Regions from separate parts of the Homo sapiens genome. Here all the other regions are linked to region 3. Evidence: chromatin loops called from intact Hi-C (ENCODE). Cell type or tissue: mammary epithelial cell. All regions are shown on one strand. Links, peaks and the distances in the headings refer to the core of each region. The heading gives the core; the rest is flanking DNA.

Region 1 (10,760 bases), core at 1,593-9,592, 320 kb after region 3:
GATCCCTTCCTTAAGCCATACACAAAAATAAAATCAAGATGGATTAAAGACTTACAGATACAACTCAAAAGTATAAATCCCTGAAAGACAACCTCGGCAATACCATTCAGGACATAAGCAAAGGCAAATACTTCGTGATGAAGATGCTAAAAGCAGTTGCACAAAAGCAAAAATTGACAAATGAAATCTAATTAAAATAAAGAGCTTCTGCATAGCAAAAGAAACTGTCAACAGAGTGAACAGACAACGTACAGAATGGGAGAAAATTTTTGTAAGTTATGTATCTGACAAAGGTCTAGTATCCAGCATCTACAACGAACTTAAACAAATTTACAAGAAAAAAAACAACTCCATTAAAAAGTGGGCAAAGGACATGAACACTTTTCTAAAGATGACATACACACAGCCAAGAATCATATGAAGAAAAGCTTGATATCACTTATCATTAGAGAAATGCAAATGAAAACCGCAATGAGATACCATCTCACGTCGGTCAGATGTCAAAAAATAACAGATGCTAGCAAGGTTGTGGGGAAAAAGGAATGCTTACACACTCCTGGTGGGAGCGTAAACTAGTTCAACCATTGTGGAAGACAGTGTGGTGATTCCTCAATGAACAAAAGAAATAACTTTCCATCCCATTACTGGGCATATACCCAAAGAAATATAAATCATTCTATTATAAAGACACATGCACATGTATGTTCACTGCAGCACTATTCACAATAGCAAAGACATGGAATCAACCTAAATGCCCGTCAACAGTAGACTGGATAAAGAAAATGTGGTACATATACACCACGGAATACTATGCAGCTATAAAAAAATGAGATCATATCCTTTGCAGGGACAATGGCCATGGTGGCCATTATCCTCAGCAAACTAACGCAGGAACAGAAAACCAGATACCACATGTTCTCACTTATAGGTGGGAGCTAAATGAGAAAACATGGACACAGAGGGGGACAACCCACATTGAAACCTATTGGAGGGTGGGAAAATGGAGAGGATCAAGAAAAATAACTAATGGGTACTAGGCTTAATACCTGGGTGATGAAATAATCTGTACAACAAACCCCCATGACACAAGTTTACCTATGTAACAAACCTACACTTGTACCCCTGAATTTAAAAGTTAAAAAAAAAATCTGGCATTTGGACATGGGTTCTCCTGTGTTTTTATGATAAAGTTTAATGATAGGATACTGTGAATTCTATTTGTATTCAACCTGGAGTTAATCCATAACAGTACAAAGATCTTTGGGGGGTAGGCTTTTCCTCAAGAATGATTCTTAAACAAATACTGCTTAAAGGCTTAGAGAGTGACTGAGTACTTCACTCTGAAGTACTTGACCACTCTACACTCATATTTACAGCTGAAAGTTCTGTGTTTTAACCACTATCAAATTAACACAGGTAACAATATTTCTTTGGAGTCCAAAACCACTGCTTTGGAGAACTGAGGTGGGAAAATAATCCAGATGGCTAAAGTTCTTCAAAAATTTATATATTTTTCTTTTTTGAGACAGGGTCTCTCTCTGTCACCTAGGCTCGAGTGCAGTGGCACAATCACAGCTGACTGCAACCTTGACCTCTCGGGCTTAAGTGATCCTCCCGCCTCAGTCTCCCAAGTAGCTAGGACAGAGGTGCGTAGCACCGTGCCCCACTAATTTTTATATTTATTGTAGAGATGGGGTTTTGCCATGTTGTCCAGGCTGGTCTCAAACTCCTGGACTCAAGTGATCCGCTTGCCTTGACCTCTAAAACTGCTGGGATTACAGGTGTGAGCCACCAGCCCTGGCCTAAAAATTTCTGTATTTCAAAGATGGCTTCCACCTGTAGTTCACATTTCATCTTTGGTTAGATTTAAAATTAACGCTATACTCTTAATTTTAAAATTTTAAAATTGGCATTCTCAGTCGGGCACAGTGGCTTATGCCTTAAACCCAGCACTTTGGGTGGCTAATATGGGAGGATCACTTGAGGCCAGGAGTTCGAGACCAACCTAGGCAACACAGCAAGACCCCCCATCTCTCTCTTTTTTTTGAGATAGAGTCTCTCTCTGTCACCAGGCTGGAGTGCAGTGGTGCAATCTCAGCTCACTGCAACCTCTGCCTCCTGGGTTCAAGGGATTCTCGTGCCTCAGCCTCCCAAGTAGCTGGGATTACAGGCACACGCCACCATACCCAGCTAATTTTTGTATTTTTAGTGAAGACAGGGTTTCGCCATGTTGGCCAGGATGGTCTCAATCTCCTGAACTTGTGATCCGCCCGCCTAGGCCTCCCAAAGTGCTGGGATTGCAGGCGTGAGCCTCCATGCCTGGTGTCCCGTCTCATTCATATATATATATATTTCATATATATACATATATTCATATATATATCATATATACATATATTCATATATATATTTCATACATACATATATTCATATATATTTCATATATACATATATTCATATATATTTCATATATACATATATTCATATATATTTCATATATACATATATTCATATATATATTTCATATATATTCATTCATATATATACTTATTTATATATTTATTCATATATATATATTTATCTATATACATATATTTGCTACTTGGGAGGTTGAGGGGAAGGACTGCATGAGCCCAGGAGTCCACTATGATGAGCTATGATTGCACCACTTCACTCCAGCCTGGGCAACACAGCAAGACCCTGTCTCTTAAAACAAAATACCTAAAAAACTCATGATATTCTCCAGAAATAAAGCAATTACCCTCTAACATTCTATATTAGATTATTCAACTATATACTAACTATTTACATGCCAGGCATTCCACAGGTTTCAATAATACAGTGATAAAGAAGACAAAGCTATTATCCTTAAATACACACAGCTAAAATATAATTTAGGTAATTGCTATATAAATAAAATGCTTTATGAATTATTTTTACATGCTTTTCTGTATAGAGAGCTGAACTGAGGAAGAATGTGAACCATACACAATATAATAAATGTATAATACTACTGAGGACTGTAATTTAAAAAACAAAGAATAAGATTTGAGATTAAATGTCTATATATTTTTCCATATACAGTTGCTCAATACCAGGAATTTGGCTATTATCCACATAGTAAGAATAAGCTTACAATGGAATATATTATAAAACTTGGAATAGGGAAACATCTCAGAATTCTGTGCAACATTACAACTAAAGAAGCCACCTCTGCCTTTGGCCGACCCACAGCTAGGTAATCTCCCCAGGCCAAGTGAAACAGGGAGAGTGAAAAAGAGCCAGGGAAGGAAGGGCGTGAGTTCTAGTGGCCACCTGCCTGCGGCTACACAGCAGTTGCCTGGTAAAATGAAAGAAGTCAGGAAGGGAGTTGGGTGCAACCCAAGAAGAGGGCTCTTCTACAGAGTTTCAGTTTCTGTTGTACCTCTTTAAATAGCAGCTGCCCCATAAACTTCATGGTAGAAGGTTTAGAAAGCCAAAGACTCAACCTCCATTCTCCACTATAGGTCCCAAACATAGACTCTGCCCAGGCCTGAATACTACATCTCGAAAGTGTTTAAAAATTTCCTTTGTTTTCCAATTAGCAGCAGACTTCATACTAATCCCTGCTTTTCTTACCTGCTTTTTTTCCTCCTCTCAAGATGCTTTCAAACAATGTTACTGCTATACTTTCTCAAAAGAATGCGATTGTAAACAAACTGGGGAAGACATTAAATACCAGATGAAGGAATTTAAAAATTGGGCTCTGTTTTCCCCTGCATATGCCATTGTCAATTATACGTTTTTGTAATGTCCATCATTTGATACAAATTACTGGAAAACTGAAACACAATACAGCCAAAATGTTTCAACATCTCCAAAGGACTGCACTAGCTCCCTAGCAATGGATCCTAACCTGAATGAAATGAAAATTAAAATAGTGTCAGGGATAAGAAGCTTAGTTGTCAATCTTAATACAATTGAGACAAAGATAAAATTCATTCAGCTTGCTTAAAACAGTGAATTTTCAACCTCTCAATTTTGTAATCACTGGACACGTAATTGAAAAGCTAAAAATTCAATCGTGTACTCAATTTTATGAATATTAAAGAACATGTATAACTACTGAAAATATATTGTTACTAATTCTGTTCAAAGCATGAGGCATAATTAATAATTTTCTATTTCTCAAGGAAATGGAATTAAAAGTCTTCTTATAACTGTCCAACTTCTGAATTTCATATTACTCTTATAAAAATTTTCAGGAATTCTTTATGATACAAAACTACCCATACGTGAAGAAGTTATGGTGTCTATAGGTACAATGCCACTTAGTATGCTGACAGTCTAAGTAAAATTATTTTCTTACTATAGTAATAGGATAGGATTTTGCATGTGTCAAAACTTTTGGATAATGTTCCTGAATGGATAAATCATAAAACATGGAATAATATTCTAAAAAGCACAAGACTTTTCTAAACTCTGCAGAAAAGAACTATATTTAAATAAAATGCCTATCAGTTAGCTTGTTTACCAAATACAGTTAATATTTAAAAGCAAAACATGAAAAATTATGGCTTTGCTTTAGAACAGGGGTCCCCAACCTCTGGGCTGCAAACTGGTATTGGTCCGTGGCCTGTTAGGAACCGGGCTGCATAGCAGGAGGTGAGCGGCCAGTAAGCATTACCACCTGAGCTCTGCCTTCTGTTAGATCAGCAGCAGCATTAGATTCTCATAGGAGCATGAACCCTACTGTGAAATGCACATGCAAAGGATCTAGGTGGAGTGCTCCTTATGAGAATCTAATGCCTGATGATCTGAGGTGGAAAAGTTTCATTCCGAAACCACCCTTCACCCCTGTCCATGGAAAAATTGTCTTCCACGAAACTGGTCTCTGGTGCCAAAAGGGTTGGGGACTGCTGCTCAAGAACACCTTACACTTGCAAACTACTATGTCTACTATTAAGCAACCAAGAGTTTTGTCTTTTTTCCCCAAAAATGGTGGATTAGAGGCTTTCAGCATTACCCATCCACTTGGAAATAGCAAAAATAGTGCGTAAAGATCAATATGTAACTTTAATTCAAGAAGGAAAATGGGAATTCACCAGACTAGTAAAGGATACCCTAGACCCTGGGGAGGAGAAGGCAAGCCAGCAATCCTCGTGAAGGTGTTTGGCTGGTTACATGAATGAAAGCCCCAGTATGTGAAAGGGGCAGTCTGTCTTCCTGTGTGTCTCACTTTTCTGCTAGTTATCTGTATAACCCAGGCAAAGGGAGAGCGCCCTGTTTCTCCCAAAACTGGGAGGTAGTGTGGGGAAAGGCTAAGAGATAGTGAGGGAAAGACACCAGGAAGCTGCAGGCATTTTCCCAGACCTAGGACTGAGAGGAGGACACCATTTCAAATTCAGGCTCACACAAAGTCAGTCACTGTTTGGCCACCTGGCAACAGCAGCCACTGCAGACATTTTAGTATCAGTCAGAGACTGGAGTGCTTGCTCTGGAGCAGGGAAAAGGCCCCCACAGCCAGAATCAGGCAGTGAGTGTGGAGAGTGCCCCAGCAGTAGTTGCTGGAATTAGGCTGTCTCCTGTTGCAAGACCGGAGTGGAAGGAGAGTTGCTGAAGCTGGTATTTCTCCTACGTGGTTTGACTTGCAGCCAGGGACAGCTTTGTGACCTGGAACAAGTCTGCATGGGTCACTGCTGGGTGTCCCGGGCTGCTTCCTTGGTTGGTTGCGGGACAGTAGCCCACCAGTCCAAAGACAGGGAGGGAAGCAGTCTCCAGTCCCCTGGAGATTTAACCTTCAGTGTGGACTGCCCCAACAGAAGGAGGAACGTGGCCTGCCAAAGCCTTCCTTGGGTCAAAGGAAACAAAAGTGAAGCACAAGCCACTGAAGGGGGCAACAGCAAAGCCAAGGAATGAATTCGGAGAGTGGGGGTAATCTCTCGCCCCCAGCCCCGCTCATTAGTGCACTGGGACGAATGCGGCAGCAGCTCTACATGCTGGGGACCAGAGCGTGTGGGCTGAGAGAGGTGCTGTGCAGGCCTCTCCAGCAGCTCCACTCCCGCTGAAGACCAGTGGCACTGGCGGGATAAGGATGCTTCTTTTGCCTCTGTCGCCTCCTGCTGGCTCTTACTCATAAGCGCCATCTACTGGACGGCAGCCTGAATTACACCACCAAACAAGAATACATCTCTACACCAAGCAACATCCGAGAAAGCCACTGTAGAAACTATCTGCAACCAAGGAACCCATAACACATGAATACACCCAGAAATGAAATCAAATGATCATATTCAACATACACCAGTCATATCAACGAAATAAAGCATAAAAATTAAAAAAAAAAACCATCCCAATGATAGCAAATTCAAAAAAAGCAGCACCAGTTTCCTCGGATGAGAAGGAACAAGCACAAGAACTTCGGCAATTATAGAAATCCAGTGTTCCATCACCTCCAAAGGATCACATGAGCTCCCTAGCAATGGATCCTAATCAGAATAAAATGACTGAAATGATACAGAATTCAGAATATGGATGGCAAGAAAACTCAACAAGATTCAAGAGAAAGTTGAAATTCAACAGAAAACAGAAAAATGATCCAGGAGTTGAAAGATAATATAACCATATTAAGAAAGAACCAACCAGAACATCTGGAATTAAAAAATTCACTAGAGGAATTTCAAAATACAGTTGGAAGCCTTAACAGACTAGACAAAGCAGAAGAAAGAATTTCAGAGCTCAAAGACTGGTTCTTCAAATCAACCCTGTCAAATAAAAATAAGAAGAAGAAAAGAACACAAAGCCTTGGGGAAATAAGGGATTATGTAAAGCGATCAAATCTACAACTTACTGGCATTCCTGAGAGAGAAGAGAAAACAAGCCACTTGGAAAACATACATGAGGACATAATTCATGAAAATTTCCCCCATCTTGGTAGAGAGGTTGACATACAGATGCAGAAATCCAGAGAAGTCCTGTGAGATACTAGACAAAATGACCATCCCCAAGGCACATAGTCACTAGACTATCCAAGGTCAAAGCAAAAGAAAAAATCTCAAAGATTACCTATAAAGGGAAACCCATCTGGCTAACAATAGATTTCTGAGGAGAAATCTTACAAGCCATAAGAGATTGGGCTCCCGCTCCCTGCCTTTTTAAAACAACATTCTTAAAAGAAAAGAAATGCCAGCGAAGAATTTCATATCCCACCAAACTAAGCTTCATATATGAAGGAGAAATAAAGTATTTTTCAGACAAGCAGTCGCTAAGAGAATTCACTGCCATCACAGGCCCTACAAGAGATACTTAAGGGAGTTCTAAACAAGGAAAAAGAACAATATTCCCTACTACAAAAGCATACATAAACACACAGCTCACAGATCCTATAAAGCAACTACGTAATTGAGACTACAAAGCAACTAATAACACTATGAAAGAAACACAACCTCTCATATCAATATTAACCTTGAATGTAACTGACCTAAATGCTCCATTAGAAAGACATAAGTTGGAAATTGGATTAAAAAAAAAAAAAAACCCACCCATCTTCTGTCTTTGAGAGACCCATCTCACATGTAATACACAGTCTCAAAGTAAAGGGATAGAGAAAGATCTATTGCATAAATGGAATATAAAAAAAAACAGGGGTCACTATTCTTTTATCAGATAAAACACAATTTAAACCAATAGTAACAAAGCACAGAGAAGGGCACTACATAATGATAAAGAGCTCAATTCCATGAGAAGACTGAACTACCCTAAATAATATAGCACCCAATGTTGGAGCATGCAGATTCATAAAATAATTACTTCTATAGTCAGGAAAAGACTCAGACAGCCACAGGGTAATAGTGGGGGACTTCACCTCATTCACAGCTTAGATCATTGAGGCAAAAAACTAAAATTCTGGACTTAAATTTGACACTTGACCAACTGGACCTAACAGACATCCACAGACAACTTCACCCAACAACCACATAAAACACATTCTTCTGTCATCTACACACAGAACGTAGTCTAAGATGGACCACATGCTCAGTTATAAAGCAAGTCTCAATAAATTTTAAAAAGGTCAAAGTCATATCAAGCATATTCTCATATCACAGAGGAATAAAAATAGAAATCAATATCAAGAGGAACTCTCAATACCACACAATTACATGGAAACTAAATTAACTTGCTCCTGAATGACTTTTGGGTAAACAATGAAATTAAGGCATAAATCAAAAACTATTTGAAACAAATGAAAATATAAACACAACATACCAAAACCTCTACAATGCAGCAAAAGCAGCATTAAGAGAAAAGTTTGTAGTGCTAAATGCCACACCAAGATAGGAAGGTCTCAAATTAACAATCTACTATTGTACCTAAAGAAACTGGAAAAACACAAACTGATTGCAATGCTAGCAGAAGAAAAAAGTAACTAAAATTAGAGCAGAAGTAAATGAAATCAAGAACAAAAAACCATACAAATGATCAATGTTAATAGCATAAACAAGATTGACAGACCACTAGTTAAACAAAGACCACTAGTTAAACAAACAACCAGAATATTCAAATAAGCAAAATCAGAAATGACAAGGTGACATGATACCAATCCCAAAGAAATACAAGAGATCCCTAGAGACTACTACGAACACCTCTATGCTCACAAAATAGAAATTCTAGAGGAAATTCCTAAAAACACACAATGTCCAAAGATTAAATTGGGAAGAAATTGAAACCCTGAAGAGACCAATGTGTTCCGAAATTGAATCAGTAATTAATAAAATCCAGACCAGAGGAATTCATAGCCGAATTCTACCAGAAGCACAAAAAATAACTGGTATCAATCCTATTGGAACTATCCCCCCAAAAAAATCGAGGAGGAGGAATTCGTTCCTAACTCATTCTATGAAACCAGTATCACCCTGATGCCAAATCTAGCAAAGACACAATGAAAAAACAACAATAAACTACAGCCAATATACTTGATGAACATGGATGAAAAAATCCACAGTAAAATACTAGCAAACCAAATCCAGCAGCACATCAGAAAGTTAATTCATGATTAAGTAGGCCTTATTCCTAGGTTGCAAGATTGATTCAACACATACAAATCAATAAAGTCATTCACCACATAAACAGAATTAAAAACCATATGATCATCTCACTAGATACAGAAAAAGCAATAGAAAAATCCAGCATTCCTTCATGATAAAAATCCTCAACAAACTAGGCATCTAAAGAATATACTTCAAAATAATAAGAGCCACCGATGACAAACCCACATCCAACATCATGCTGAACTGGCAAAAGCTGGTAGCATTCTACCTAAGAATTGCAACAAGACAAAATGTCCACTCTCATCACTCCTATTCAACATAGTTGAACATAAAATGATAATGAAGTCCTAGCCAGAGCAATCAAGAAAGAGAAATAAAAGGCATCCAAATAGGAAGAGAGGAAGTCAATTATCTCTCTTCACTGATGGTATGATTCTGTTCTTCAGAAAATTCTAGAGACTCCACCAAAAGTCTCCTAAACAGTCAGTGAAGTTTCAGGATACAAAATCAATGTATAAAAATCAGTAGTAAAAAAAAAAAAAAGAAATTTAAAAAATCAGTAGCATTTCTATACTATTTATAATGGCCATTCTACACCAGTAACACTCAAGCTAAGAACCAAATCAAGAATGCAGTCCCCTTTACAGTAGCTGTGTGCGTGTGTGCACGTGCGTGCACACACCCACACACCCACACACACACACAAATACCTAGGAATATATCCAACCAAGGAGGTGAAAGATCTCTGACAAAGAGAACTATAAAACTCTGCTAAAAAAAAAATTACAGGTGACATAAACAAATGGAAAAACATCCCATGCTCATGAACTGGATGAATCAGTATTGTTAAAATGTCCATACTGCCCAAGGCAATGTACAGATTCAATGCTCTTCCTATCAAATCACCAATGTTATTTTTCACAGAATTAAAAAAAAAACTATTCTAAAATTCACATGGAACCAAAAAAGAGCCCAAATAGCCAAAGCAATCCTCAGCCAAAGTTAAAAAGCTGGAGACATCACATTACCCAATTGCAAACTACAATACAAGGCTACAGTATGCAAAATAGCATGGCACTGGTACAAACACAGATACATACACTAATGGAACAGAATAAAGAACCCAGAAATAAAGCCACACACAAGGAGCTGATTTTCAAACAAGTCAATAAAAATAAGCAATGGGGAAAGAAGTCCCTATTTAATAAATGGTGCTGGGGAATCTGGCTACCCACATGCAGAAGAATGAAACTGGACCCTTACCTCTCAGCATATAGAAAAATTAATGCAAGATGGGTTAAAGGCTTACGTGAAGACCACAAACTATAAAAATGCTAGAATAAAATCTAGGAAACACTGTAGTGGACATTGGCCTAGGCAAAGAATATATGACTAAATCCTACAAAGCAATTGCTACAAAAACAAAAACTGACAAGTGGAACCTAATTAAACTAAAGAGCTTCTGCACCGCAAAAGAAACTATCAATAAACAGACAACCTAGAGAATAGGAGAAAATATTTGCAAACTATGGATCTGACAAAGCTGTAGTATCTAGAATCTATAAGAAACTTATATCAACAAGCAAAAAACAAATTACCCTATTAAAAAGTGGGCTAAGGACATGAACAGATATTTAATAGAAGACATACCTGTGGCTAACAAACGTTGAAAAAAATGTTCCACGTCACTAATCATCAGAAATGCAAATCAAAACCACAATGAGACACCGTCTC
Region 2 (10,760 bases), core at 1,297-9,296, 610 kb after region 3:
CAAACATTTGAAAAAAGGTGAAGCACAATTTTTCAAAAGTAAAAAATAGTCTAACAATCATGGTTAGATATTGGTGAATGGTGCATATACTGGTGTTAAATAAATCTGCACTGTGGTGCACATATCATTTGGCCATGCCAAACTTTAGGCCTTTATGTAAATGAACAAATGTGAAAGAGTTAATCATGAAATCATCCTTACTAAATTATGTATTATAGTACCTAGATCCCTCCTGCCCCTCTTCTCTAATCTTTCTGTCATTTCATTCTTTATTGGCATTTTTTTTGTCATAAGGGAAGGAAGAGAAGGTAATATTAAAATGATTATATTTTGCTTCTCAACAGCTCTGTCTTTGAGAACACATTAATTACTTCATTCATTTGTTGAGCATATTCCAAAAACTAATGCTCTTTGCTGTTCCTCAATCAGGCAAAGCACTTTCCTGCTTAAGAACTTGTGGGCTCAATGTTCCTTTTGTCTGGAAAGCTCTCCCCCAGATAGCTTTATGTATTACTCATAATTTCTTTAATGTCTTTGCTCAAATGTCACCTTCTTAGAGAGATCTTCTCTGCCAGCCTTTATAAACAGTAACCCTTACTCCCAACCTGCACACCCTCTGCCCTAACTACTTTATACTCTGCATTTCTTATCACCATCTAACAAAGCACACATTCATGAATTAATTAATTCACTCATTCATTCCACATCTTCCCACTAAAATAAGACCAATGAGGCTTATGTACAGAGAATTTGCCTGCTGTCTTCTCACTGGTATGTTTTGTTTTTAGAATAATAGTACCTGGAATTTAATAGGAGTGCGATAACTATGTTTTGAATGACTAAATGAATTTAAGAGTGAACAAGATAGACTCTGTTCCTACCTTCAGGGATCTTATATTCCGGGGATTGATAGTTAATAGCAAGCTTCTGAACAAAAAATTATAATAAAAATTATATTTAACAAAATTATAATGAAAAGTATATACCATAGTCACTTAATCCAATCTGCTGGGTGTCAGAGAAGATTTGTTGGGAGATTGGCATTAAGCTGAGGCCAGAGGAAGAGTAAGAACAGTAACAGAGTGCTCCAGGAAATGGAATAAACTGGTCAGATTGGACGGACCAAGAGGCAAATTGCTATGCTATTCTGTTTAGAGCAGAATATAATTTCTGCTGTATTTTATGTGACTAGTTCAGTGTTTAAAAAACTAAATCTGCATGTTCTTAGGTGAAGTGTGCCCTCTCCAGTTACTTCCACGTTTCCCCACTGCTGATTATATTATACTCCACAGGATCTACATATTAAATTTACCTTCCTGGCTTTCTGGACCCTATTGGTGTGTGAATGAGCAACCTCTGGTTTAGAGTATTCCAAGGAGTCAGAGATTTCCTGGAATTTTCCCTTTGGGAAGGGTGTATGCTCAGGCTGGTGTCCTGGAAGCCTTAGTGTGGATCAATATAATTGATCTACTACTATTATTTTATGGTTTCAAGATATATCAGATAAGGAGTTTTATATAATTCAGAGTAATTTTGTTTTTCAGTGAATGCTGTATTTGTAGGAGGTGGAAATATGCATCAAAATGACAAAACCATACTCTTCAGAAAATGTGACATTTTAAATGATCATATGTGCAAAGGGATTATATTTTCTTCCCTGTTAATTTCTGGGTGTGGAGAATGCAGAGGTGGGGATGAGCAAGGCTTGTGATATACCTCATACCAACACTCTATGCTCACCTTCATCAGACCCTGGCCTTGCAATTCCCAATCACACATACTTCTGGTTTGTGGGTAGTTGGGCAACATGGTCTAGAAGTCAGGACTGGAGTACAGACCCTGGAGCCAGACTCCTGGGACTTGAAGTCTGGCTTCTCCAGTTACCAGCTGTATAACTATGGGAAGTTACTAAACTTCTCTATGCTTTATTTCCCTCCTCTATAAAATGGGACTATAATAGTGCCTCCTCTGTGGTTTGTTATGAGGATTAAATATAAGTTAATTTATGTAAAGCACTTAGAACAGTGTTCGTTATTCAGCAATTTCACAATAAATTTTAAGCACAGTCACTATTATAATTATTATAGAATATCCAATAAAATCCTGGAAGACAAGAAACTTTTCTGGACAAAAGATATATGGTACTGATTGTTCATTTTCCTCTCAGGAAGAAGATAAATATAGAACAATAATCTAATGACTGACAAATAAAAACATTATTAAAGCTGATGTCATTTAACTTAATAAAATGGCTGTCAATTTATGAAATCTGATAGAGAAAACATGTGACATTTTTCAATATGCTAATGGAAAAATTTTTGCGAAATTTGTCTGTCTTAAGATTTTACAAGTAACTTCTTTTAGACAAAAATATCTAGCAGCCCAAAAATACTTCACAGAAGCAATTTGGTTATAACCTTAAATGGAGAATCCTGAAGTTAAATAATGTATCTGTGTACAAAGTTCTCAAATACGCTTCATAAAGATTGGGTTGCTGGAGTCTTGACTGTTCTACTTACTGAGTTCTGGTAGCATCGAATTGTGTGATGGGGCTCCTTGGCTGTGGCTTATCCTTCTTAGCATATAGCATTTCACCCCACACACAACATAAGCAGTGTTCACTGGTATACACTCTCTGCTTCAGGTCTCAAACTATGGGATTTTAGAACAAAGCCTTCATGTATATGTGTCAATGCAGACATGGAACCTAAAGATTATGGCTACTATTTTTTAGACTGTGGTATTAGTTTGATATCTAGAAAATGCCAAGTCAGGATTTGAATTTTAAATCCAGGCTCTAAAATGTTTCTTTTTTCAGAACTGCTGATAAAGGAGGAGAAAAGAGTAGTTAAAACATTTAAAAAGTGAAATTAATATGCATTTGTAAAAAATCAAACGATACAAACATGAGCTGTTCCTCCACTCTGACCCCAGTCTCACTCTTCAGAAGGAACCTATGTTAATGATCATAAATATCCTTCTAGACTTTTTCTAAGCATAAACAAACACATGCACATACATGCTTGTTGGTTTCTATTTATCACAAAAATGAAATTATACTGTACACTTACAACTTGTTTTCCATTTACTTAAAGCTACATGCTGGATAACATTCCATGTCAGTACACATAGTTTAACCTCATTCCTTTTAATTGCTACTTAGTATTATATGATTTGTGCAGTAATTTATTCAGTCATCTCCCTTTTTGTAAATCACAATTCAGATTATTTCCAATTTTGCTATTAGAAACAAGGCTCAAATGAACATTCTTATCTGAGAGCTGGTGTAAATATTTCTATAGGGTAGATTTCTAGAGTTGAATTACTGGGTACATGACATACAAATTTAAAATTTTGAGACATATCACTCAAATCTCTTCCTAAAACATTATCTTGATTGTTTGTTTCTACTATCATATATGAAATTCTGTTCTTGCCACATTTTTATCATCTGGACATTATCAATCTTGAAAACTGTTTTCAGAACAGGTGACCCATGGCATGTTACTGTTTTAAAGTTACATCTATTTTACTAGTAATGAGGTGAACCTTTTTTCTTTTGTGAGTTGTTGGTTTATATCTTTCCTTCACATTTCTTTTTACCTTTTCTTATAGTAATCCAAAAGCATCTTACACATTTATATTTATCAGTTAAGCATGCAAGTCTTTTTTCGTAATACGTCAGTTGAAGAATAATTTCACTTGTTACGGTTTTCTGAGTCCATTGTCTCATGAGTATGTTACTAAGTAGTAAAATAACAAAACTGAGCAGCAGGGCTAAGAAGGAGGAGAAATACACAATATAGATAACCCATATGTTGCACAACAAATTTTAAATAGACACAAGTTGATTGTGTCTATTTAACACCAATTAGCTGGTCAGCTTAACTAATTTAGTAAAATATGAGATAATAATCACAAGGTATAATTTTTTACTTAACTGGAATGAGAACTCTTTAGGTTAGGGGCAGTCCCTTCTCCTTTTTGTATTATTAGTGACTAGCAAAGTAGTTGTGAAATTTGTTGAATAAAAAGAAAACCAGGCAAATCAATGGACTTTTGTTAAAAAAATAGCAACTCGTTCTTTTAATTATTTTTGAACATCAGTGGCTGATATCATACTCATGCAACAAATATGGTATTTTAGGCCTATAGTAATTCTTAGGTAGATGCATTTTTGCTGTTTTTGCCAGTTTTAATGAAGATATTTGTGACATAACTTTGTAAATTATCTAAGTATAACTGACTACTTTTTTACCAGCATCTCACATTAATATTTAGAATTGTCATTTAAAAATCATTATATTTTAAGTGCAAACATTCACATGGAATTTGAGGTAACTTCTTACCAAATGGACAGAGCTCTCTTATTGACCTATTTTCTTCCTCTTGAGAAATCCTTGAGAAATGATCATTCAATTGCCTAAGGAATGTCGTGAAGGCATTACCACACTAGAGAAAGCCCCATTTTCCTTAAAAAGTGGGCAGTTTTGTTATTCCAGGGTTCACTTTCAGTTCCTTTCACCTCATGACTCACGACATGTCCTCAAGTCCTCAAAGGATGTTAGTGACTATCCTTGAACCTCAAATTTATAGACTGGCTTCTCTTTTTAATTTTTTTAGAAAGGGCACTAGAAAAAGCCTATAGTAAGCTAGTTTAATTGTTGAAAATTTGGAAAAATTGTTGGATTCACATTAACCGCTTCAAAAGTAAAGTCAGCTAGACACAACTATGCTATTATCCCCGTGATATTGAGCTTAGCTCATAAATGCCTGAAAGTGAATTAATTTATTCTGTTCCTTTGAAAACATCTACTGAGCATCTACTATATGCCAGGTGGTGGGCTAGATCCTAGAGATTAAAGATAATTAAGGCTTAACCCTGCTATCCAGGGTCTCCCAGTCTAAAGTAATCATTGCTTTACATTTTTCATTAATGGCAAACAACATTTTCAAGCCAATTGCAAGAATAAACACAGATTCAGCTTAGGACATCGCCAGTTTTTGCACGTTCACTGCAACAGGACAGTGCTGTATGGAAAGAACAAAAATCTGAAATTAGATTGAATTTTAGAAATCTGAAATTAGATTGGAGCAGGTGCTGGGAAGAAATCCAGCATAGGAGGCTGAATTGATATCTAGAATCTCTGTCAATACGTAGGCAAACAGTCCTCTCTGGAGGCTTCAAAACAGTAATTAGTGAGAATATGCAATAAGAGAGAATTCAGCATCAATAATCTCAGATGTCAAGGCAGGCAGGCAGTTGGTATCTAAGGAGTTTGCCAGTAAATCTTCAAGTATGCAAGGCATGGCTTCAGAGCTGGATTTTGGGGGAAACTTAAATGCGGGTATGGTGGAAAGGGGAAAGAATGGAAAGTGTGTAGCAGGTTTCTAGTTCTAAGAATATTATTAAAGTAGCTATTTAGTCATAGAACAAGGCAGAAATCTGGTTAAGCAAACTGGAGCATACAGACCTCTAGGGGGAGCCCAAGGCTCTTTTCTATTCTTGCACCCTCCACATCCCCCTGCACTCCCCACTCCCATACCCAGGTACAGGTTTCACCGTAAGAAGGAATGTTGTCAGGGATAGATACAATTCGAAGGCCCTCTTTCCATCATAGTGCAAGAAGGTAGAACTTTCAAAAAAAATTTTTTTTTTAAAAGAACACAGATGGGCATGAATTACCTTGTTTCTTCCTTCCAGAATGATAAGACGTGGGCTCCTTTAAAGTAGCTATAGCCATTTTTTCTCTCTTCAGAGGCTTTTATCCTTCCATGGTCCTGGACCTAACCCTATTCTAGTTCCCCTCTTCCACCGCTGCCCCAATCAGCCATGGGAGGCACAGGGGGAATGTCTCTGCCCTGCTCCTTTTCATCTCCATTTGAGGTGTGTGGCCTCTGAGCACCTTAGGAGCTTCATCTCATAAGATGCTTTACTCTCTTTTCCTAAAGGACATAGCCTGGAGAGAATTCTGGCCAATGATGATATTCAGGTGTTTCTGAGTCCTTAATTCTATGTCATCATATTTCCACTCTTTAAAAGCATCCCTGCAATTTCTAACAGAACACAAGATGAGAATTGGGCCTTGGAAACAAGCAGAAGCTCAGTTACTAAGGCTGGTAAAAAAAGGCCAGGATCAGAGAGTGGCTTGATGCTTTATATACATTATCACTAATCATCACAATTCTGTAAGAGGATTTTGTGTGTGTGTGTGTGTGTGTGTGTGTGACAGGGTCTCACTCTGTTGCCCAGTTTAGAGTGCAGTGGTGTAATCAAGGCTTATTGCAGCCATGACCTCCCAGGGTCCAGTAATCCTCCCACCTCAGCCTCCTGAGCAGATGAGACCAAAGGTATGTTCCAACATGCCCAGTTAATTTTTTAAATCTTTGTAGAGATGGGGGTCTTACTGTGTTGCCCAGGCTGGTCTTGAACTCCTGAGCTCCAGCACCTTGGCCTGTCTTGGCGTCCCAAAGTGTTACGATTACAGGCATGAGCCACTGTGCCTGGCCAAGAGGAATGTTTTTACCTTACTTTACAGATGACAAAAGTAGGTTCACCTTACGGAACCTACGAAAGGTGCATGAAATTATGAATGGTAAAACAAGAATTTAGGCTTTAGTTTGATAATAAAGCCCATCCTCATTCTACCATTCCAGTGGACCTACTTTTGTCAAGATCACCAACAGCTTCTATGTTGCCAAATCTAATGGACCTGACTCTATCCGCATTTTGTTGGACTTGTCAGAAGCATTGAACAATTTATCACTTCCTTAAAATACTCTCTGCTATTAGCTTTTCTGACATCACACTCTTCCGCTTTTTCTCCTGTTTGCAGAGCTTTCCTTCTATCTTTGCAGTTTCTTCTTTTTTATCTGACTTCTAAATAAAAAATGCTTCAGGGCTAGGTTTTCTTTTCTAAACACTCTCCATAGGTGATCTCATCTAGTTAGATGGTTTAAATAGTATCTGATTACTTAGTATCTCTTCAGCCTAATATTTTCCCTAGCTTATGCTACTCCAGCCACCCTAGCTACCTCGCTGATATTTAAACATGCTAAGCATGCCTCTGCCACAGGGCCTTTGAATTTACTGTTCTTTCTGTTTGTGACACTTTCACTCATCAGATATGTGCACAGCTTGCATGTTCACTTCTTTCATCTTTGTGCTCAAATATCACCTCCTCAGAGGGACCATCCCTGGCTACGCTGTATTACACAGCACTCACTCCAACTCCAGGCACTCCTACTTTCCTTACACTGTGTTTGTTTTCATCAAAACCTTTATTACCATCCGATGCATTGTGAGCACATAGCAGGTGCTCGATAAATATATTTTGGATTAAAAAGTTTATTAATTAAGAACTCACAAATATCTATTTACAACTGAGGCTGCTCTCCTGGGCCACAAGTCCTAGAAGCCATGGGGTGTAGAAGTTAAGATGATGGGCTCAAGGGCCTGACTGAGTGGACTTGGTTCCCAGCTCTACCATTTACTACTTGTTTGGTCCAGTTACTTACTCTCTTTGTGCCTAAATTTCCCCTGTAATACAATAGAAATACTAGTAATTGTACTTAATAATACTAAAAGTACTTATTTCATAAGCTGTTTTGAGGGTAAATGACTTAATACATGCCAAGAACTTCAGACAGTATCTCATATATAGTAAAAGTGCCCAATAATTCTTAGTTCTTCTTCCTCCTCTTCTTCTCCTCGTCCTTCTTCTCCTTCTCCTTCTCCTTCTTCTCCTTCTTCTATTTCCTAGTTACCTACTTGATCTACTGGGTTGTCAAACAGGCATCTCAAGCTTAGTGTGTCCAAAGCAGAACCTTGATTGTTTTCCCAGACTTGTCTTCCCTCCAGAAATCACCATCTCAGTAAATGGCACCACATGTTGCTCACAAAATAAAGAGGGATCATCTTCAGTTTCTCTCTTTTCTGTATCTACCTCATCCAATCCACAAGCAAGTTTGTGAAGATTCTACTTGCAAAATATATCCATAGCTCTGCAATTCCACTGCTGTTACTCTAATCTAAGACACCATGATCTCTTTCTTTCACTATACTAATACCTTTAAACTTGTTCATTTTCTCCTCTTGCTCCCTTCAAATTCATTATCATACTAAAGCCACAGCAATTTTTAAAGAAGACTCCCCTAATCATAGCCTTCAGTGACTTTTCCTTGAATGTAGAATAAAATCCAAACTCCTTACTATGACCTACAAGGGCCTGCACAATCTCAAAACTACCTCCCTTTCCAGTCTCATCTTGTTCCACTTGCATTTTTGTCTGCGATACGTCAGCCACACTGGCTCACACTGGCTACCTTTTTTCTTCAATGAAACTGTTTTCTACACTTTACTATTTCAGAGCTTTTGCAGGAATTATTCCTTCTACCTGGAATGCTATTCCCTGAGCTCTTGGAATAGTTGGTTTCTTTCCATTCTCCATGTCTGAGCTCAAAGGTCACATGTGCGGAGAGGCTTCCTATAACACCCTTGCTAAAATTTGGAGATGATATGTGCAATAATTCTATGATATTTAAATTTGAATAGTTTGCTTTAATGAAACAATTCTTTTTTGAGTTGTCTGATAAGATTTATTTTTACTTATTTTTATTAATTTAAATATTTGTACATATTTATGGAATACATGTGATATTTTGTGACATGCATAGACTGTGTAATGACAAATCAGGGGATCTGAGTGGTCCATCACCTTGAGCACTTATCATTTCTATAATCTGGGAACATTTCAAACCCCCTTTTTAAGGTATTTTGAAATATACAATACATTGTCATTAACTATAGTAAACCTACTCTGCTACTGAACATTAGAACTTACTCTTTCTAACTGTGTGTTTGTACATTCGTACCAATCTCTTTTTAGATTCCCTACTTCCCAGTCTCTGGTAACCATCATTCTACTCTCTACCTCCATGAGATCAACTTTTTTAACTCTCATATACCAGTGAGAACATGTGATATTTGTCTTCCTCTGCCTGGCTTAAGTGAAACAATCATTCTTATTAGTGACTTTCAACCTTTATTTGTTTGCTCTGGACAACTTTTAAATTAATAAACTGTTGAATTGAACCCCATTATGTAAAGATGCTAAAGTCAGGACATCTTTGCTTGTTGTAGAACAGGGTGAGGAGTAATGAACCAGATTCTGATCTTCTCATCCTTTTAGTAGTTCCCTAGAGTGATACTGACTTCAGAGCCCAATTAGTGAACCAACAGTTTGCATAATCTATACATAGATTAAGTGAATTTTGAATTAGAAAGATGGACATGGCTACATCCACATAAAACCAAAATATCTGGTCAATTTCATAAAGTATCTAGGTAAACATTCTTATTGCATTTTCTTGTGATTTTATTCTCACACATTTATTCCTACAACTACATTTTTTCCCCTTGAAATCAGTAAATGGATATCTTGGGGTTCCTAGCATCTAGAATCCAGACTTGCACACATAAGAGACACAGTAATGCTTTTTGACTAAATTAAATGCATAGATAAAGGCATAGAAAGGTTAAAATTTGGCTTTATGATATTTTGTAGCCTTTAAAAAAGTTCTATGTCGTAACCTCATTTCACATTTTGTGACAGTGATCCCTCCAAGCATGACATACTTATGGCATGCCTACTGAGTACCAGGTAATGCTGGGTGCTTTCCTGTGTCATGAATGTTTTCCATAATGCTCACACAAACCATTGAAGCTGCGTGTTGTCCACACTTTCACATATGAAGAACGTTAGTGTACTTCATATAGGTTAATTGATTAATGCCTTGTTAAATGGAAAGGAGAGGATTAAAAACATGATCTTTTTGACCTCAAAGTTCATTTTTTTCTTTTATTATATTATGAAAAATACAAAGCCTAATTCCCTGATCAGTACAGAAGAATCCTGAAAGAATTATGTTAGCTTTGGAAGTCAATATTTTAAAGATGTAATTAATTAAAAAGGGTGCAGATAGTGTTAAAGGGTAAGCTGATGCTATTTGACTTCTTCAAAGATTGTATTAGAAGTTGATAATATGAATTATGTGTAATTAATAAAGTGACATTAACTTTTATTTTACTGAAATTTGGGCTTTGTTAAAGCTTGAAAGAGAACCCTCCTTCAACACTTTCATTCCACAAATGTTGGCATTAAAAAGCGTCGGCATTCACTAGGAAGTCAGGAAGCCTAGGCCCTCTGAAATTGGATATTATCTATTTTTGTATTGCAAAAATAATTAGTAATATTTAATTATTTTATTTATCACATTAATGATAGCACTGATGGGAGACTCTACTAAGCCATAACCAGAATGAGGTGTATTTTGGAAGATTTATAAAAACCAAATAACTACCTCTATTTTCTAGTATCATGCCCAGCATCCATTCACCTAGTTAGCAGTAAGTGTGAGGTGAGAAAAACAAATTTATATTTCTGTAAAGTAGTTGTCAAACAGACATTCAATCACTGGGAGAATGTTAAAATGATGGCAGTTCAAAAACAAGAATATAACGCAGAAAACTATTTTGATAAAAGACAACTTTATCAATTTAGGCAGAGGTAGATTATCACTAAACTTTTTCTATGTATGATTTAAAATCACACTAGGAATGTTGCATTAATATTTATTAAAATAATGCTGGAAACATAAAATAATCATAGAACATAGTAATTCAAAGAATTGAAGGACCCTAAAGAAAGAAATATGAATTAAATTCTGTTACTCTTTCAACAGGTATAGCTTAGTACTAT
Region 3 (10,760 bases), core at 1,508-9,507:
GTGTATCTATTTTTTAAATTTTTTCAAAAAAATAGTTCCTGGATTTATTAATTTTTTTGAAGGGATTTTCAGGTCTGTATCTACTTCATTTCAGCTCTGATCTTGGTTATTTCTTGTCTTCTGCTAGCTTTGGGATGTTTGCTCTTGGTCCTCTAGTTCTTTCAGTTGTGATGTTAGAATGTCAATTTGAGATCTTTCTAGCTTTTTTTGTGGGCATTTATTGCTATCAATTTCCCTCTTAACACTGCTTTATCTGCGTTCCAGAGATTTTGGTACATTGTCTCTTTGTTCTTATTTGTTTCAAATAACTTCTTCATTTCTGCATTAATTTCATTATTTACCCAAAAGTCATTCAGGAGCAGGTTGTTCAATTTCCATGTAGTTGTGTGGTTTTGAGTGAGTTTCTTAGCCTTGAGTTCTAATTTAATTGCACTGTGTCTGAGAGACTGTTATGATTTCAGTTCTTTTGCATTTGCTGAGGAGTATTTTACTTCCAATTATGTGATCTTATGTGATTGATTTTGGATAAGTGACTGCCATGTGACACTGAGAAGACTATATATTCTGTTGTTTTTGGGTGGAAAGTTCTGTAGATATTTATCAGGTCCACTTGATCCAGAGAAGAGTTCAAGTCTTGAATATCTTTGTTAATTTTCTGTCTCTAAAGATCTGTCTAATACTGACAGTGAGGTATTAAAGTCTCCCATTGTTATTGTGTGGGGTCTAAGTCTCTTTGTATGTCTCTAAGAACTAGCTTTATGAAGCTGGGTGCTCCTGTATTGGGTTAATATATATTTAGAATAGTTAGCTCTTCTTCTTGAACCCTTTACCATTATGTAATGCCCTTCTTTGTCTTTTTTGATCTTTGTTGATTTAAAGTCTATTTTGTCAGAATCTAGGATTACAAGCCCTGGTTTTTTCTGTTTTCCATTTGCTTGGTAAATTTTCCTCCATCCCTTTATTTTGAGCCTATGTGTGTCTTTGCATGTGAGATGGGTCTCTTGAATACATCACACTGATGGGTCTTGACTCTATCCAGCTTGACATTCTGTGTCTTTTAATTGGGGCATTTAGCCCATTTACATTTAAGGTTAGTATTGTTATGTGTGAATTTGATCCTGTAATCATGATGCTAGCTGGTTATTTTGCAGACTTGTTTATGTGGTTGCTTCAGAGTGTCACTGGTCCGTGCACTTTAGTGTGTTTTTGTAGTGGCTGGTAGCAGTTTTTCCTTTCCATATTTAGTGCTTCCTTCAAAAGCTCTTGCAAGGCAGGCCTGGTGGTGATGAATTCTCTCAGCATTTGCTTGTCTGAAAAGGATTTTATTTCTCCTTCACTTATGAAGTTTAGCTTGGCTGGATATGAAAATCTGGGTTAGAAATTCTTTCATGTAAGAATGTTGAATATTGACCCCTCCAATCTCTTCTGGCTTGTAAGGTTTCCACTGAGAGGTCCACTGTTAGTCTGATGGGCTTCCCTTTGTAGGTGACCTGGCCTTTCTCTCTGGCGCCCTTAAGATTTTTTCTTTATTTTGACTTTTCAGAATATGATAATTATGTGTGTTGGGGATAATCTTCTCATGGAGTATCTCACTGGGGTTCTCTGGATTTCCTGAATTTGAACATTTGCCCTCTTGCTAGGTTGGGGATATTCTTCTGGATGATATCTCAAAGTATGTTTTCTAACTTGGTTTTCTAACTTGGTTCTCGTCTCTTTCAGGTACCCCAATCAGTCGTAGGTTTGGTCTCTTTACATAATCACCTATTTCTCAGAGGTTTTGTTCATGCCTTTTCATTCTGTTTTTCTCTAATCTTGTCTATCTGACTTATTTCAGCAATATAGTCTTTAAGCTTTGAGATTCTTTCCTTTTCTTGGTCTATTTGGCTATTGATACTTGTGGTTGCATTGTGAAGTTCTTGTGTTGTGTTTTTCAGCTCCATCAGGTCATTTATGGTACTCTCTAAACTGGTTATTCTGGTTAACAGCTCCTGTAATGTTTTATCATTGTTCTCAGCTTCTTTGCATTGGGTTAGACTATAGTTCTTCAGCTCACTGAAGTTTGTTATTACCCACCTTCTGAAGCCTACTTCTGTCAGTTCATCAATCTTAGCCTCAGCCCAGCTCGTGCCCTTGCTAGAGAGGTATTGCAGTCATTTGGAGGAGAAGAGGCACTCCGGCTTTCCAAGTTTTCAGCGTTTTTGCATTGATTTTTTCTCATCTTTGTGAACTTTGAGGCTACTGACCTTTGGATGGTTTTTTTGTGGGGTCTTTTTCATTTTGTTGTTGTTGCTTTCTATTTATTTTTCTTTTAATAGTCAGACTCCTCTTCCATAGAGCTGCTGTGGTTTCCTGGGGGTCCACTCCTGACCCTATTCACCTAGGTCATTCCACACCTGGAGGTGTCACCAGTGGAGGCTGCGGAACAGCAAAGATGGCTGCCTGCTCCTTCCTTTGGGAGCTCCATCCCAGAGAGGCACCGACCTGATGCTGGTGGGAACACTCTTTTATAAGGTGTCTGGCGACCCCTGTTGGGAGGGGTCTCACACAGTCAGGAGACACAGGATCAAGACCCGCTTAATAAAGCACTCTGGCTGCCCCTTGGCAGAGTGGACGCACTGCACTGTAGGGAACCCCCCTTGTCCGGGCTGCCTGGATTCTTCAGAGTCAGCAGGCAGGAAAGACTAAATCCCCTGAACCATGGAGATTTCGGCCACTCCTCCCCGCAGGGGCTCAGTCCTAGGGAGATCAGCGTTCTGTCCGTAAACATCTGGCTGGAGTTGCTGAAATTCCCACAGGGAGGCCCTGCTTGGTGAGGAGAAATGGATCCGGGTCTCACCTAACGAAGCAGTCTGGCCGTGGTCTGCCACAGCCGTACCGTGGGGAATTCCTCCCAGTGCAAATCATCCGGTCTCCCTGGCACCGGCAGGGGAGAACGGCCGACTGGAGCTGCAGGGATGGCGGCTGTCCCCACCCCCTACCCAACCAACTTGGGTGTGTCTTAGGCAGTCTCCAGTGTGCTGCCACTGGCCGCAACCTGAGCGGCTACCTAATGTCTGCACAGTTCTGTGCTTGGGACCCAAGGCCCTGGTGGCGTGGGCTCACGGAGGGGATCTCCTGATCGCAGGTTGCACAGATCCATGGAAAAAGCATGTTTTCCTGGGTGGGGTAGAACAATCACTCACCGCCTCCCTTGGCTGGGGTTGGGAGTTCCCTTTGCCCTGTGCAGCTCCCGGGTGGGCCTTTGCTCCACTCTGCTTTTCCTCGTTCTCTGTGGGTCATGCCAACCGCCTCATCAGTCCCAATAAGAGAATCTGCATACCTCAGCTGAAGGTGCAGGATCCACTCACCATTTTTGTTCTCCTTAGTGGGAGCCGTGGTTCACAGTGGCTTCTAGTCGGCCATCTTGGTCCCTCCATAGGATTTTAGAATCAAAACTTTTAAAATAAGTAACAGACATAGGACATAAAATTCAAAAAGTGAAAAAAGGGTATGCCATAAAAATTAAGTCACTTCCCCAGAGATAAACCTCTTGATGGTTTGTGTTTCCAGATAGTCTATCATAGGATAGGTTTTGAGCAAACGTTTTATCAAAATGAACAACTCAGCCAGGCATGGTGGCTCACACCTGTAATCCCAGCACTTTGGGAGACCAATGCAGGAAGATGGCTTGAGGCCAGGAGTTCAAGACCTGCCTGGGCAATATAGCCACCCACAGTCTCTACAAAAAATAGTACAGCTAAGCAAGCAATTATGTAGTGTTGCATGCCTGTGGCCAGCTACTCAGGAGGGTGAGGTGGGAAGATTGTTTCAGCCTGGGAGGTTGAAGCTGCAGTGAGCTGTGATAGCGCTACTGTACTCTAGCCTGGTTGAGTGAGACCCTCAAAAATAAATAAATATATAAACACTTCCATTTCCTTCATACCCAGTGAGTTGCTTGTTATATAGTAAGTATTCTCTAAATGCTAATCATAGGAAACTGATGAATCATTTAGAAAGTTTTATAAAAATAATTTTTCCAAGTTAAAATTTCTCTTTGTTTACTACATAATACCAAAAACAATGTGAAATTAAGTAGTGATCTAAAAAAGGCAAATAGAGGTGTATGTAGTTTGAAATTGTTTTATTGCTTTAAAGCCCTCAATATCCAGATGATGAAAGCAACATTTCAGATTAGTAAAGAGAAATGTAGATTATTTAGCAAATGGTATTGGTACAATTGAGTAACCACCTGGAAACAAAACCAAAGTGGATCCACAGTTTACACTTTACATAAAAATACCTTCAGATGATTCAAGTATTTTTATATAAAAAATAAAACTATAAAGGTTTTAGAAGAAAACATGAGAAGAAACTTGCTGGTGGGGAGAAATGAGTGAAGGAAACTTTTTCATGATAGACTTTTTTTGTACTTTATGAATGCTGTACTATGTACATGTATCAACTAGTCAAATATTTTAAAAATAAAATTGAATAATTAAGTTAAATAAGGATATTGTTTTTGTCAGAATATTCAAGTCTAATTTGTACTTCAAATACTTAGTATTAACTAATTTCTTTCCAACTTCATTTCTGCTGTAACAACAAAACCTGAACATGGCAGTGAATATGAGACCCCCTTGCTCTTGCTGCTTTCTGAACGAAGAAATTGGGGAAAATAGTTGCATGGTAGGAGGAATTACTGGAAATGAGAAATAAAACACATTGGATAATATTGTGAAATATGTACTTGTACTCTCCTCACTACTTCACTTTCCATGAGGATTTTTACGTGCTTTATAATATAATATTTTGAGAGAATGACCACATCTTTGGGTTTTCTGATTGGTAAATCTGTTCTAATCTGTGTAATTCACAAATATAAGAAGCTTGATAGAAAACGAGCTTGCTTTGTCTATTTTGTTCTTCCTATTTCAGGCTTTAGCTGACTAAAATGAAGATATCATAATGCAAGCACCAGATGTGACTAGAAAGTTGATAGAATTTAGAGCCAAGAAGAGCTCTAATCTTTGCTTTAGACTTGATTATTATCAACATATTTAAGGAGTTTGCTTTTGGAGGAGTGAAGTGATCCCACAAATTCCAAGCAGATAATTATAAAAACTTGTTAAATAATTAAAAAACTATTTAAAGATATTAGAAAGTATTGAAAAGCAGCTGAAAGACAGACAAAAGTTTAATCTCTGAACCAGAAGGGGTAAGAATTGTGAGTTTGTCTAATCCCCAGAATAACAACTGAGGAAAACTACAAAACATTGCTTAGATACATTTTATAAAATTACAATAAATGGAAAGATATACTGAATTTATGAATTGGAAGATGCAATAGAATTAAAATGTCAGTTAACCTCATTTATAGATTTAATAAAATCTCGCATATCCCAGGAGGCATTTTCCTTAATGGAAATTAACAAGCTGATTCTAAAATTTATATTGAAGTGCACACTACCCAGAAGAGCCAAAATAATTTTGAAAAAGAATAAAGTTAGACTCACAGTAACTGATTTCAAGATTTACTATAAAGTTGCTATAATCCAAATAGTTTCATTGGTGTAAGGATAGACATATAAACCAGAGAGTTCAGAAATAGACCGGTATGTAAACGGTCAAGTGATTGTTGACAAATGTGTTTCAGCAAATGCTGAAGCTATTAGATATCCATATGTAAAAATATCATTACCTCACGCCATGTAATTTTTTTTTTTTTTTTTTTTTTTTTAGAGATAGGGTCTCACTCTGTCACCCAGGCTGGAGTGCAGTAGCACAATCAAGCTCACTGCAGCCTTGAACTCTTGGGCTCAAGTGATCCTCCCGCTTCAACCTCCTGAGTAACTAGGACCACAGGGGTATGCCACCATGCCTGGCTAACTTTTGTATTTTTTGTAGAGATGGGGTCTCCCTATGTTGCCCAGGCTGGCCCTGAACTCCTGGCCACAAGTGATCCTCTCACCTTGCTTCCCAAAATGCTGGGATGACAGGCATGAACCACCATACCTGGCCACCATATAAAAATGTTAACACAAGTTGAATGATAGGTCTAAATGTAAGAGCTAAACTACGAAACTTCTAAAAGAAAATCTAAGAGAAACTATTTAGTCAAAGATTTCTAAGGTAAGACAAAAAGGACAAAGAAAATGGATAAACTGAAATTCATCAAAATTAAGCACACCTATTGGACCAGTCATCGATTGAAATCTACCCTTCTAGTCCCTGCTTTGTAATAGTGAGGTTGCATCCTATAAATATTTATTTGCCAGCTAGTGGAATGCTAGGCTTTGTCAGTAGAGGGCACTAGAGTAACACTGCAAGATGATAGCAACAGGAACTTTTGGGAGTGAAGAAAATGCTATGTGCTGTTAAAATGAGATAGTTAACAATTCAGCACCCTAATTCCCCAAGCCACATTTCAAGTGTTCTATAGCCAATGTAGTTCACGGCTACCACATTGGACAAGCCAGATACAGAATATTTCCATCATTACCAAAAGTTCTATTAACCTCTGCTCTATATCTATTGTGTTGATGGGGTACATGGCTGTATACATTTGTCAAAACCTATCAAATTGTTTGCTTAGAATGAGAGAATTTTGTATGTAAATTAAACTTCAATAAGAATTTAGCAAAGTGCTATTATTCTTTGATTAAACAGTCTCATCTAGGGTTTTAGTAATTTTCATCACTGAAACTGCACAATTGGTCTCCCTCTGATGCTGAGCGGAAGCTGGACTGTACTGCTGCCATCTCGGCTCACTGCAGCCTCCCTGCCTGATTCTCCTCACTCCTGCCCAGTGCCTGCGATTGCAGGCACGCGCCGCCAGGCCTGACTGGTTTTCGTATATTTTTGGTGGAGACGGGGTTTCGCTGTGTTGGCCGGGTCGGTCTCCAGCTCCTAACCGCTAGTGATCCGCCAGCCTCGGCCTCCCGAGGTGCCGGGATTGCAGACGGAGTCTCGTTCACTCAGTGCTCAATGGTGCCCAGGCTGGAATGCAGTGGCGTGATCTCGGCTCGCTACAACCTCCACCTCCCAGCCGCCTGCCTTGGCCTCCCAAAATGCCGAGATTGCAGCTTCTGCCCGGCCGCCACCCCGTCTGGGAAGTGAGGAGCATCTCTGCCTGGCCGCCCATTGTCTGGGATGTGAGGAGCCCCTCTGCCTGGCTGCCCAGTCTGGAAAGTGAGGAGCGTCTCTGCCCGGCCGCCATCCCATCTAGGAAGTGAGGAGCGCCTCTTCCCGGCCGCCATCACATCTAGGAAGTGAGGAGCGTCTCTGCCCGGCCGCCCATCGTCTGAGATGTGGGGACTGCCTCTGCCCCTCCGCCCCGTCTGGGATGTGAGGAGCGCCTCTGCCCGGCCTCGACCCCGTCTGGGAGGTGAGGAGCGTCTCTGCCCGGCCACCCTGTCTGAGAAGTGAGGAGACCCTCTGCCTGGCAACCGCCCCGTCTGAGAAGTGAGGAGCCCCTCCGCCCGGCAGCCACCCCGTCTGGGAAGTGAGGAGCCCCTCCGCCCGGCAGCCACCCTGTCCGGGAGGGAGGTGGGGGGGTCAGCCCCCCGCCCGGCCAGCCGCCCCGTCCGGGAGGGAGGTGGGGGGGTCAGCCCCCCGCCCGGCCAGCCGCCCCGTCCGGGAGGGAGGTGGGGGGGTCAGCCCCCTGCCCGGCCAGCCGCCCCGTCCGGGAGGTGAGGGGCGCCTCTGCCCGGCCGCCCCTACTGGGAAGTGAGGAGCCCCTCTGCCAGGCCACCACCCCGTCTGGGAGGTGTGCCCAACAGCTCATTGAGAACGGGCCATGATGACAATGGCGGTTTTGTGGAATAGAAACGGGGGAAAGGTGGGGAAAAGATTGAGAAATCGGATGGTTGCCGTGTCTGTGTAGAAAGAAGTAGACATGGGAGACTTTTCATTTTGTTCTGTACTAAGAAAAATTCTTCTGCCTTGGGATCCTGTTGATCTGTGACCTTACCCCCAACCCTGTGCTCTCTGAAACATGTGCTGTGTCCACTCAGGGTTAAATGGATTAAGGGCGGTGCAAGATGTGCTTTGTTAAACAGATGCTTGAAGGCAGCATGCTCGTTAAGAGTCATCACCACTCCCTAATCTCAAGTACCCAGGGACACAAACACTGCGGAAGGCCGCAGGGTCCTCTGCCTAGGAAAACCAGAGACCTTTGTTCACTTGTTTATCTGCTGACCTTCCCTCCACTATTGTCCTATGACCCTGCCAAATCCCCCTCTGCGAGAAACACCCAAGAATGATCAATAAAAAATAAATAAATAAATAAATAAATAAATAAGAAATTCTTGAGATTAAATAAATCTAAAGAGGACAAAAAAAAAAAAAGTTTGAGACCAGCCTGGACAACATGGTAAAACCTCATCTCTACTAAAATAGAAAAAATTAGCTGGGCATGGTGGTTCATGCCTGTAGTCCCAGCTACTCAGGAGGCTGAGGCACAAGAATTGCTTGAACCTTAGAAGCGGAGGTTGCAGTGAGCTTGAACCCTGGAAGCGGAGGTTGCAGTGAGCTTGAACCCTGGGAGCAGAGGTTGCAATCACGCCACCACACTCCAGCCTGAGCAACAGAAAGAGACTCTATCTCCAAAAAAGAAAAACAAAAAAAGAAATTCCCTCTTTACTACACTCATTATATGTGTTTGGAAATAGGACACAAACCTTATCTGTATAAGGAACTTGCATTTTAAGTAGCAAACTAACTCAAGATCCTCAATAGAAATATGTGCTCAATCCTTCAACATGAAAAAAAAAAAAAGCCAATCCTTTAAAAAAAAAAAAAAAAAAAAAAAAGAAACTGCACCATTAAATAAAAGCCTTGCAAACATCAGTGTGGCTCCCTCTCAATGCCCTGCTTTTTTTGCTTTTTGAGCCAGAGGCAAACAGTGCTGCAGTGTTTACAGTTTTGTATTTAACATTTTATTCTGAGTTTCCATTTTTAAACTAGGATTTTCAACTCTTATCTTACTTTAGAAAATTAGCATTATATTCTTTGGAGATTTAAACAATTTTGTAACCATTTTTTTCATGTTGTTCGCGAAACTTAGTATTCTAGGAGAACTGCCAACCATTTAAAAATGTTTTTCCAAGGTGGTTTAAATAATTATTAAAAATTATTTGATGCATAAAATAAAATCTTCCTATCTAGTGCAATTCCCAGATGCTAGATGATTGTCTTTTCCAGAAAAATAGCTTGTGAGTGAGAAAAACCATGGAGGCACCTCCATGGCAGGGGATAAGATGGGCAGAAACCATGTCTCTTTTGTTTAATAAATTGCATCTTGAACAGCTGAATAGTACCTGACACTTGATGCATTTCTGTTGAACAACTGAGTGAACAAATGAATTCTAGTATCGGGGAAGTCGGTTATTGGTTCTAGATTTTGTAAACATGGTGCATCTCACCAGCAAAGAACGGAAGAGAATTGGGGAAATACATAGCTATTCTTTATCTTTTGCTGAGATACTTCCTCCAAATTTCTTTTCACTGAGTATTGGGGCCAATTTTCTAATTTCAAACTCTATTTACTACAGCAGAGGGCAGGAGGATGGCAAGTTCTAGACATTTAAATGAGCAAATAATTAAGCTTTTCTGCAGGCTTGTAGTTTAAGCACTTGAAGCAGACAATTTGAAGCGCTACCATGGGAACTCCTATCCAGCTATTTGCCCAATTCTTCTCCTGGATGTCTCCAATGTCAAAGTGCTTAAATCTGAATACTTCCTTTTTCCCTAACTACACTTCCTTTTCCCCTGAGTACTCTTTCCTGGTCTGCTTTATGTGTCTTAGTGAGAACTAGTATTTACCAGCCACCCCAGCCAGAAACCAGGAGTTACTAGACTCCTCTTTCTTTCTCACCTTCTAGAGCCAATTAATTGCCTAATCCTTGTTAATGCATTAAAAACAGGATCACCACTAGTTGTGTCCAGAAATATCACTGGGGTGGATGAAAGTGGGAAGAACAGGCAAAGAACTTGGTAGGTGTAGAAGAGGTGGCTTCCTTTGGAAGAGTCTTAAAATGTGGCCTCCATTTTCATGATAGTTGTTAAAAGATTATGATCAACTTTTAGAGGAAACAATGTGAAGTCAAGACCCTGATATTACAAAGTAGTTGGAGTGATGGGCCTCTTTTACTTGTAATATTTCTTAAGTAGCCACTGACAGAAACATATACTATGTCATAGGTTTATCATCTCTCTCTTTTAACCTCATATAGTTAAATTTTGTGTTTTTGTTTTCAGCAGTGAAAATATTTAAGATGTACTCTCCTGGCAAATTCAATTATATATTATTACTAACTTTGCTAGAATCTCTTTATTAGACTTTTATGCCTCTAGTCCTACTTATTTCAATTCTTTCCCCATCTTGATGTCAGAGTCATCCTTCTGAAACTAAATTTGCATTTATTATTGGCTCAAAAACCTTTAGTGATAGCACTTGACAACCACTAGGGTGGCTAGAATAAAAAAAGTCTGATAATAACAAGAGTTGGTGAAGTTCTGAAAAATTGGAACTCTTACACACTGCTGGCAGGAATGTAAATTGGTGCATTCACTTTGGAAAACAGTCTGGCAGTTCCTCAAATGATTAAATGTAGGGTTACCATATGACCTAGCAGCTCCAACCCCAGGTAGATACCCAGAAGTTACAAAGTCTGTCCACAAATAAGTTGGTACACACATATTTATGGTAGCATTCATCATAATAGTCAAAACATGGAAACAACGTAAGTGTCCATCAATAGACAAATGGATAAACAAAATGT

The links. Peaks named below come from ENCODE experiments on the same cell type or tissue, not always from the same donor. Only the 100,000 strongest peaks of a DNase experiment are listed, where the experiment ranks them.
Region 1: it touches region 3 in a loop (13-fold over the local background); 17 of 110 quality-filtered maps call a loop at or near these places.
Region 2: a loop joins it to region 3, with 8 times the contacts of the local background. A loop is called at or near these places in 3 of 110 quality-filtered maps.

Annotation. Positions count from the first base shown.
Region 1 is chr7:112,863,251-112,874,010 of GRCh38, forward strand. All of the region lies in intron 3 of SAMTOR (S-adenosylmethionine sensor upstream of mTORC1), which reads right to left. Among named protein-coding and RNA genes, the nearest start is that of SAMTOR, 71 kb to the right of the region's middle. RefSeq lists enhancers at 3,291-3,510, 5,959-6,018. In mammary epithelial cell, for the core only: CTCF peaks have their summits at 3,274 and 6,116 (motif pointing left); no DNase peak of the experiment used is centred there.
Region 2 is chr7:113,154,460-113,165,219 of GRCh38, forward strand. No RefSeq gene overlaps it. Among named protein-coding and RNA genes, the nearest start is that of SMIM30, 41 kb to the left of the region's middle. In mammary epithelial cell, for the core only: a CTCF peak has its summit at 5,483 (motif pointing right); no DNase peak of the experiment used is centred there.
Region 3 is chr7:112,544,359-112,555,118 of GRCh38, forward strand. No RefSeq gene overlaps it. Among named protein-coding and RNA genes, the nearest start is that of LINC03076, 68 kb to the right of the region's middle. In mammary epithelial cell, for the core only: a CTCF peak has its summit at 6,282 (motif pointing right); a DNase peak (open chromatin) is centred at 6,303.